2 separate regions of the Homo sapiens genome follow, and region 1 is linked to region 2. A link is a contact called in ENCODE Hi-C data. All regions are on one chromosome and are shown on one strand. Each heading gives the region's core, a stretch centred on a gene start or an enhancer-like site at or near the end of the contact. The rest is flanking DNA. Distances are from core to core; before and after follow the strand shown. Region 1 holds the start of B4GALNT3 (beta-1,4-N-acetyl-galactosaminyltransferase 3). Region 2 overlaps WNK1 (WNK lysine deficient protein kinase 1).

What was found. A loop is a pair of places that touch in the nucleus more often than their neighbours do. Pooled maps may share reads with other maps.
Region 1: a loop to region 2 is called in a map of naive thymus-derived CD4-positive, alpha-beta T cell, with 4 times the contacts of the local background. The contact joins the promoter of B4GALNT3 here to the enhancer-like site in region 2. A Hi-C loop is called at or near these places in 3 of 168 maps with a recorded cell type or tissue (CD4-positive, alpha-beta memory T cell, ascending aorta and naive thymus-derived CD4-positive, alpha-beta T cell), 3 of 37 single-sample maps with no recorded cell type and 7 of 50 pooled maps.

The regions. Positions count from the first base shown.
Region 1 is chr12:457,178-462,032 of GRCh38, forward strand. B4GALNT3 (beta-1,4-N-acetyl-galactosaminyltransferase 3) reads left to right here and starts at 2,762. Exons shown (of 20, transcript NM_173593.4): 1 at 2,762-3,368. The coding sequence starts at 3,200. RefSeq lists an enhancer at 1,930-2,913.
Region 2 is chr12:814,303-819,278 of GRCh38, forward strand. All of the region lies in intron 2 of WNK1 (WNK lysine deficient protein kinase 1), which reads left to right. Among named protein-coding and RNA genes, the nearest start is that of WNK1, 64 kb to the left of the region's middle. Within about 2 kb of position 2,254, at least 2 of the 41 ENCODE cell types and tissues checked have a DNase peak (open chromatin) inside an H3K27ac peak, as active enhancers do.

The DNA of each region.
Region 1 (4,855 bases), core at 1,512-4,011, 360 kb before region 2:
GGGTGAAAGGACAGTGAAAACCATCAGAAGAACTGGTGAGTAGCCAGGCAAATTGACACTGACAATGAATGGACATTTGTGACAATATATTATGCCACCATGATACCTCAATCCACATACTTAGTTCTGGAGCTCAGCTATTTGGGAAATTTGGGTCTCAAAATTCAGATCTTCCCCTGCTGTGACATCACCAGGAGTCAAAAAGGGATGTGGAGAAAGCGGGGTCTGAATGTGAGGGATATCTCAGTGCCAAGGCGTCACCCACAGAAGAGAAGGGAACAGAAGAGGGAGAGAGGAGAGCCACAAGAATGTCCTGGCCTCTTTTCTCTTCGACTCCTGGCACCTCTCACCATAAGCTGGAAAAGTAATGATCTTCTCAAGTTATAAAAACAAAGTAGAAATAAGAGGAGGATAAAAAATCAAGAGGTACAGGGTGATCTCCTTCTTCTTCTTAATCTCTTTGGACCATAAATTTGGCCTTTAAACTGTCAGATTTCTTTTCCTGTGGACTATCTTTTTTCCTCAACTAAACAGCATGCTTCTTGTTTTAGATCTCTCCCAGTTCCTACATAATAGATGCTTCAAGCATTTGGTTGACCGAAGTGATTGCATGAGCTTTCTCAGTCTTGAGGAGAGAATTGTGGCAAGGCTGCCACCTGTTTCCATGACAAAGTGTTAAAAGTGACTCAACCTAAAATCCAGTTGGGTTGCCCTTAGTAAGAGAGGGACTCTATTTACAGGGCCCGGTCACTTCCCACTTGACTCAGCCGAGCTTGCACAGGCCGTGCACACACTGGCTGCTCCTATCTTGGACTTGTGGAAAGAAAGAAGAACATGAGAAGTACAGGAATCTGTGGCTTTGGAACTTCACAGAGACCTTTCCCAGGGGCTACAATTAGAGAATTGTCCTTTGGATTCACCCTTTTTGCTAAAGAACTGCAGTGAAAGTTCTGGAAGATGTTTGCTCAAAGTGCTACCCCCATCCTCAAACCTTCCTAAGTGCTAAGTGGACATTGTACCACCCACTGGAAATGCAGCTCCCATTTTTGAAGCCTTACAGTGAGGTTGGGAAAACAAGACTCACACACTCCAAGTAAGTTCCAACATATCAGATGGTGAGACAGATGGCAAGTTCTACTAAAGCTCCAGAAAGGAAGGAGTTGCTTAGGACTTGGCTGGTCCAAGAAAGCTTTATAGAATCTGAAATGGACCTTGGATAAAGGGTACAAGTTGACCAACTAGAAAAGAAAATGTGTTGGAGGGTAGTGAATAAACTCGTTTTAGCTGGAGCAGGTTTCATGTGGTCACATAAAGTTGGAAAAGGTTCTGGAAGGCCCTGAATTCTGGATTTACAGTGTGTATCTTAATCAATAAGCATTGGAAGCCATTAAATATTTTTGAGCAGGTGTGTGACTACATACGGGATTTTTTTTTTTTTTTTTTTTTTTTTGAGACAAGGTCTTGCTCTGTCACCCAGGCTGGAGTGCAGTGGCATGATTGTGGCTCACTACAACCTTACACTCCTCCCACCTCAGCCTCCCGAGTAAGTTAGGACTACAGGTGTGTGTCACCATGCCTGGCTTTTTATGAAGACCATCTGGTGGTAGTGGACAGGATGCGATGGGAAGCTTGGAGTTGGGGAGGCTAATTAGGAAAAGTCCTGTAGAAACTATTGAATATCCAACTGAGGTGAGAACAGAGAGAAGGGAAACATAGTTCTCAATTCTGTGAGAACCTCTGTCTTGGAACAGTACTTGTGTGATATTCATTTGATTTTAAAATGTCCAGGAACACTTTGATCCTTCACTTTTCCCATAGTCTCCTGACCATTTTTCCCAGAAGAGATAATGGAAAAGAAAACTGCAGTATAACTTGCTGAGTGACCTGGGGCAGTTATTCTGCCCCTTGATACTTTATCTAATTTAAATCAGATAATAATGCTTTACCTGCCTGAAGGCAGAGGACTGGAATACTGATTTTTTTTTTTTTGAGACAGGGTCTTGCTGTGTTGCCCAGGCTGGAGTGCACTGACGCAATCACGGCTCACTGCAGCCTTGACCTCCAGAGATCAAGAGATCCTCTTGCCTCAGCCTCTCAAAGTGCTGGGACGACAGCCGTGAGCCACTGTGCCTGGCTTATCTTGCTGATCTTTTCAACTCTAAGAGTGAATACTTTTCTTTTCTTTTTAAAATTCTTTTTCGGAACCCTCAAACACCTACTCTCTTCAAACAGCCATTCCAGCCCAGTCTGGGGAAAACTGCTTGCTGGGGTTCACCGTGGGGGCTGTACGACTTCCCCAGCGCCTCTCGGAGATGTGGTTCAGGCTGGGAAGAAAGGTCTTCAAATCTCAACTGGAAAACGAAGCTATGTCTGCGTTAAGCGTCCAGTGGCTCCCGTGATATTTCACGCCTACTGGTTTCGTCAAGCAGGGAGTCGGGTCGTTGCTGTTGGCGACGAAAGGCTCTGAGGCTAAAGCCTTGGGCGTCGCCCAAACCAGCCTCTACTTCGCTTCTGCCTAAAACCACACCGTTAGGCGCCTGGGTGGTGACTCGGTTTCCCTCGGTCACCCAGAGTCCGCATCATCACTCGCCCCCTCCTCATCCCACCCGTTCCCAGTCGGGGGAGGCACCAGGCACCAGTTCTCTGGCCCCACCTCTCGCTCCCCTAGGGAAGCCGAATGGCCTCTTCGCGTCCCTGGCTTCTCGGGGGCGGAGCCCACCTGTGCCCGGGGCGGGGGCGGGGGCGGGGCCGGGGGCGGGCCAGGTTCCGCGAGCAGGAGAGCCCAGAGCCCGGAGCCCGGTCCGGGGCTGGCGGGGGCGCGGGCGGAGGCAGGCGGGCGGGCGCCGGGGAAGCCTCCTTCTGGGCAGCGAGTGAGGGCGGGCGCGCAGGGAGGGAGGGCGGCAGCGAGCCTGCGACGGGAGAGGCGTGGGGAGGAGAGCCCGGCGCGGAACACACGCGCGGAGGAGGAGCCGGGCTCGGCTCCCGGAGAGACCTGCTGGGCGCCCGCGCAGCCCGGAGACCCCTCGCGCCCGGAGCATGAGCCCGAGCCCCGCCGGAGAGCGGCCGGGAGAGACGGCCTCGGCGCAGCCCTGAGACGCTGGGCCGGGACGCGGGGCGCCCTGGGCGCGGGGCCCGGCCGGGGGGCGGCGGCTCGGGGGGTTGGAGCCCGCGCTGGCGGCGGCCGCCTCGGCGCAGCGCCATGGGGAGCCCCCGGGCCGCGCGGCCCCCGCTGCTCCTGCGCCCGGTGAAGCTGCTGCGGAGGCGCTTCCGGCTGCTGCTGGCGCTCGCCGTGGTGTCTGTGGGGCTCTGGACTCTGTATCTGGAACTGGTGGCGTCGGCCCAGGTCGGCGGGAACCCCCTGAACCGGAGTAAGTAGCACCCAGGGGAGGCGAAGGGCGCGGGGGTGGGCGGCGGCGGCGGCTCCTGCGTTGGGGGGACCCGCCTCTCATCCCATCCTCAGACCCGATTTCCCACCCATTTCTCCCTCAGGTGCCCGGCGTCGCCCCGCGCGTACTCGGGGAGAGCTGCGGGCGGGGGAAGCCGCGGGGCCGAGCGCAGAATTCCCGAGCCCGGGCCTGCCCGCCGGCCACGTGGGTCCGGGGCACCCTGGGGGCTCCTCGCGTCTCCCCTCGGAGAGCGACCCGGAGAGAGGCTCCCCGCCCGTCCCGCCGAGACGCTGGCGGAGACCGGGCCCCTCCAGCCGCTCCGGGCTTGCGGTTCCCGGGGAGGAGGTCCGTGGGGTCCACGCGCGAGCTAGGGATTCGGGTGCGGGATGCCCTCGGCCGTCCACACCCAGGCGCGCGCTCCAGTCCGCGCAGCCCAAACTTTGCCCACCGCCTTCTGTTTGGCTCACTCCGTTTCCTCTCCTGCTGCATCTTCTAGGGGGGTTCTTTTTTACCATACCTCGGAGAGTCCCGTCTCTTCCCCGCTTCCCATACGTCGCTCCTCTCCCAGCCTCCGTCCTCGGCTCTTTGAATCTCCCACCTCCTCGCTGCGCCCTCTTTCTCCTGTTCGGGCCGCCCCTTCTGCCACTTTTCTGAACCCTGAGCAAATCTACCAAACTCCCCAGTTTAAGGAGATGATGGACAGCACAGTGGACCGGGCAGCAGGTAGATTCCTACTTCTGTTTTTAACTTAGCCAAAGCCACTTAATATTTCCGTGCCTCAGTTTCCTCCTAGGAAAACAGGAGAGCGTGGTCTCTTTGCCTTTTTACATCAATAGGTATGGCTGTGCGAGGTGGTTTTCAACGTACTGTGGATGGGCCTAACAAAGTAAAACTGACAGTGACAGGGGCCGTAAAAGATCCTGTAATAGTTGGGAAAAGAAATGGAGAAACTCCCGTTACTACCAGGTGCCCAACGCAAGCCCGGGGAGCCGAGGTTCAAAGTTCTGGCACGTGGCCTCCCATGCCTTCACTTTCCTCCCGCTTTGGGGAAACTCGGACAGAGTGGCTGAGCAAGCAGCTGAGAAGATACTCTGACTCTGACCTGTCGTCGTGTCAGCTTCTCTACCCAGAGTTGGGTGTGGTGCTGTGCCTTCTCTTGTGGCCAAAGAGAGAGAATTACTAGGGACAGTCGCTGAGCTGGTTCAGGTTGGAAATGTATATTTATGGCCTAACCTTTCTGTGGTGATGGAAATCATTCCGGCTGTGAGTTAGAGGAGACTGGCTCTGCCACTAACTAGCGGGGGAATCAAGGGAAAAACGACAGCTTCTCAGGTGAAAATGAGGCCTTTGGTCCAAATGATCTCCAAGGTGTCTTTCAGTCTGGATACGAAGACTGATCTGCACGCAAGCGTTTCCAGGGCCAGAGAGCTCAGCACATCACCAGGAAGCCATAGCTTCCACCCCGGGGC
Region 2 (4,976 bases), core at 1,004-3,503:
TAGGTGAGACTCTGTCTCCAAAAAAAAAAAAAAAGAGTGGCTAAGGAATCAGAAATCAAATGTCAAGGTAGCCCTCTAGTGGTTAAAATGAGATTAAGGTTTATTGAGAAACTACCTATTTTTTTCATTTGTATTGTGCTTTGCTATATCCCTGCAACTTTTATATCAGATGCAGATTATATTGTGACAGTTATCACTTAAAAAATACTTTTAGTTCCATTTCCCATAACATCAGAAATTAATCCCCAAATAGCTAGATCTATCATTCCTTTCACAGAAATAGGTTTAATGCAGAAATTTCCCGTTACTTATTGTAAAGAGCTTTTGGTAAGTGTTGGAGTATGCCTTTGTAATCCCAGGTTTCTTAGAGCAGCAGTCCCCAACCTTTTTGGCATCAGGGATTGGTTTCATGGAAGACAGTTTTTCCATGAACTGGTGCGGGGGTGGGGCTGGGGAAGTTTGGAATGATTCAAGCACATTACATTTATTGTGCACTCTATTTCTATTATTATTACATTAAAATATATAATGAAATAGTTATACAACTCACCATAATGTAGAATCAGTGGGAGCCCTGAGCTTGTTTTCCTGCAACTCAACTGTCCCATCTGGGGGTGATGGGAGACAGGGCAGATCATCAGGCATTAGATTCTCATAACGAACGCTCAACCTAGATCCCTTGCATGCACAGTTCACAGTAGGGTTCATGGCCCTGTGAGAAATCTAATGCTGCTGACAGGAGCCAGAGCTCAGGTGGTAATGCGAGCAGTGAGGGAGCGGCTGTAAATACAGATGAAGCTTTGCTTGCTCGCCTGCCACTCACCTCCTGCTGTGTGGCCAGGTTCCTAAAAGGCCATGGACTGATATTGATCTGTGGCTCAGTGGTTGGGGACCCCTGGTATCTTAGAGGATCTGTTTTTACTCAGAGAAGAACCTGTAGTAAGTTACCTTGTATAAATTTTTTATTTGGTGAAATTGGATATTTTTAAATTATCACTGTGGCATATATTCTTTATTAATTGTTAAAGTTAATACTGCTGAGCTGATTAATTCCAGATCATTGGAATACAGTGTTACAGCACCTGGATATAGTCACTTGCATGTTTTCTGAAATGCTTACGGTTAGCATGTTGAAACATGAACAGATCATTTCTGTCCTGCAAATTCTAATTTCTTTATCCAACTTCCACTCTTGTTTATGGCAATACCTTTATCCTAGTTAGTCAGGCTTCTTGATACTCTCTTTTCTTCCATTAGAATGTGCTAACTAGCACTATATACCTAGTACTATGAACAAGTGCTAGATATCACATTCTACTGGAAGTGTCTAATACTGAATAATAAGTGTTTGAATGAATTAAGGAGAATTATGTGGTAATAATTATGTGTACATCTTGAGATTCTTTCCACTGGTTTGGATACTTACTTGGTTGTCAACAGTTTGTCTGGCATGCCTAAGATTACTCTAAAATACAATGGTTTACTTGTTTTAAAAACTATATTGAGGAGCTTTGGGTAACATAGTGGGGTAATAAGCCCCTGTGGAATGGCTGTCCCACACCAACAAACTGAAATGTGGAATATAATAAAAGTTTTTTCCAATACGTGTCTAAGCTTTAAGGAAAGAAAGGTTAACCTCCAGATAATAAGCAGAGATAACTCAAAGCCAAAACAGGAACTTATACTCTGGGATTTTAGACCACATATTGGTTGAGGAGTTGATGCTAGTTTTAATGTCCATGCAAGGACAGAAAGCCTTAGAACTAGGTAGAGAGGGGAGCTAGAACTTAGCCTGTGTCAAAAAACTGAACTATCCGTGAAAAGAGAGACCTCAGTGCTCTAGCCAGTGAAAGCTGCAAGGAATTTTACCTGTGTGCAGAAGACTGTGGATAAGAGGGGAGACCTATGAAAAATAGAAATTCACATCAAATGCTACCAGTGTTCTTAATTATTCTGTAAACTAATCTTTTCTTTTTCTTTTTTTGGAGACAGGGTCTCACTCGGTTGCCCAGGACAGAGTGCAGCAGCACAATCATAGCTCACTGCAGCCTCAAACTCCTGGGCTCAGGGAATCCTTCCACCTCAGCCTCCCCACTACCTGGGACTATAGTTGCTCACCACCATACCTGTCTAATAAAAAAACAATTTTTTTTTTTTTAGTAGAGACAGTGTCTATTTTGTTGCCCAGGCTGCTCTCAAACTCCTGAGCTCATCCTGATTTGGCCTCATCCCGATTTGACCTCCCAAACTGCTGGGATTACAAGCATGAGCCACGGTGCCCAGCCTGTTTGGTATTCTTCCATCTCATATGTAGATGGCGCTATAACATAAATTTGTACCATCTACTTGGTACAGGAATCCCAAACCGAAGAACATACATGATAATTGATCAGGAACGGAAAGAAAACTCCCGGGGACATTTTCACAGTTCCTTGGTCAGTGTCCAGAGGCAAAACTGTTTCCAAAGAAGATGACCTCACAATTAAATTACAAATCACACCAATGAAGGTGAATAGACACAACCAGAAAATAGCACTGCAACAATTAAGGATATCATGGACAAGTCTGAAAGTGATTACAAACAATTATTTACATAATGATGTCAGTAAAGATATTTGTAAGTGTATATGAAGTGTATAAAGAGAAAAGAAGGAATTGAAGGAAAAAGACACCAAAGAAAAAAAAGACAGGCATAATTTAAAAGCTTCTGAAGAACTTCTAGAAATAAGAACATTAAAATTCAAACATAAATGGTCTAACGGTTAAACAGCAGACTGAATTGAATTGACAGGAATATTAACTACGAAGAAATGAGCAACAGAACACACAAAAAAGACAGAAAATATTTAAAGAGGATGACATAGTAGTGAGAAGACCCAGATAGATTTAATTATCTAAAAGGGGTTTCCCTGTAGTCCTAGCTACTCTGGAGGCTGAGGCAGAGAATCACTTGAGCCCAGGAGGTGGAGGTTGCAATGAGCCGAGATCGTGCCTCTGCACTCCAGCCTGGGTGACAGAGCGAGACTCCATCTCAAAAATAAAAATGAAAAAGTAGAGAGAATGAGAAAAAGAAAAATTTCAGAATTTAAGAATTCTGATTGAGAATGTATACAGATTCCTAAGCAAGTAGATTGAAAACATTCATATTCATTTCTGGAAGAATGGATAACTAGGACCATTGGCAGCATTTGGAGAGGCAGATTGGGAAGGAATGGGAATTAATTCCAAAATGCGTGCTTTTTGGACCTTTCGAGTTTCTACCTTTGTTCTCTATGTATATTTACATTGAAACAGATAAAACACCCATAGCTGAAAAATAAGATGGGAATGTATGAGTCAGAAAATTTGGATTAAGGCCAGGCGTGGTAGTTCACACCTGTAATCCCAGCACTTTGAGAGGCTGAGGCGGATGGATCACCTGAGGTCAGGATCACCTGAGGTCAGTTCGAAACCAGCCTGTCCAACATGGTGAAACCCCATCTCTACTAAAAATACGAAAAATTAGCTGGGCATGATGGCGGGCGCCTGTAATCCCAGCTACCCGGGAGGCTGAGGCAAGAGAATCGCTTGACCCCGGAAGTGGAGGTTGCAGTGAGCCGAGATTGTGCCACTGCACTCTAGCCTGGGTGACAGAGTGAGACTCCATCTCAAAAAAAGAAAAAGAAAAAAAATTTGGATTAAAAGTTGAGATAAATTTAGATGTATTTTTTTAAATAGACATGAAATTCAAATATCATACAATTAACATTTTAGAAAGTACAATTCAGTGGCACTTAGTACATTCACAATGTTTTGTAAGTACCACATCTATCAAGTTACTCAACATTTTAATCACCTCAGAACACTCTGTGCCCATTAAGCAGTTACTCTGCATTTCCCTTCCTCCAGCCAGGCAGCGTATTTTTTCTTTAATTGCACATTATCTAAGTTCTTTTTCTTTTTACAATTAAAAAGAAATTTTCAGTTTCTGAGCTTCAGAGGCTTATGCCAACAGGAGGGTTTATTAAGTAGAAAGAGCATTAGACTTGCAGTAGAAGTTGTGACTGCTCCCACCGCTGCCTCTGACCAACTGTGATTTTGGGCAAATAGCTAACCTTATTTGGGCTTCAGTTCCCCATGTGTATGTAAAACAAGTGGTTGGACTGCCTGATCTCTGGGACCAGCCATTCGTGGATGGGATTTTTTTATTGTAAAAAACATAACAAAATTTACCATCTTAACCATTTTTAAGTGTATAGTTCAGTAGTGTTAATACAAACACATTTCTGTGCAATTTCTAGAATGCTTTTCATGTCACAAACTCTATGCCCGTGGAACAATTTCCCATTTCTCCCAACCCTCAGCTCCTGACAACTACCAACTTTTTACCATCTCTATGGATTTATCTAATCAGGATATGTCCTATAAATAGACTCAAAGTATGTTATGGATCCTTGTGTTTGGCGTCTTTCACTTAGCATGGTGTTTTCGAGGATCATCGTGATTGCACGCATCAGTACTTCATCCCCTTTTATGACTGAATAACATTCCATTGCATGGAAATATCACAGTTTGTTTATTTATCCATTGATGAACATTTGGGCTGTATCCACCTTTTGGCTATTATGAGTACTGCTGCTATGAATATTTGTGCAGAAGTATTTTTTTGAGTACCTGTTTTCATTTCTTTTGGCTGTATACTAGGAATGGAATTGCTGAGTCATGTGGAAATCTTTGTTTAACTTTTTGAGGAGGCATCCTACCGGGAGTGACATGATACCTCATTATGGATTACATTTGCATTTCCCTAATGATTAATAATGTGGAACATCTTTTCATATGCTTATTGGCTATTTGTGTATCTTTGGAGAAATGTTTATTCAAGTTCTTTGCTCATTTTTTATTGGATTGCTTGTTTTTTTGTTGATTTATTAGAGTTCTTTATATATTTTAGAAATTAGACCCTTGTCCAGATCCATGATATGCAGATATTTTCT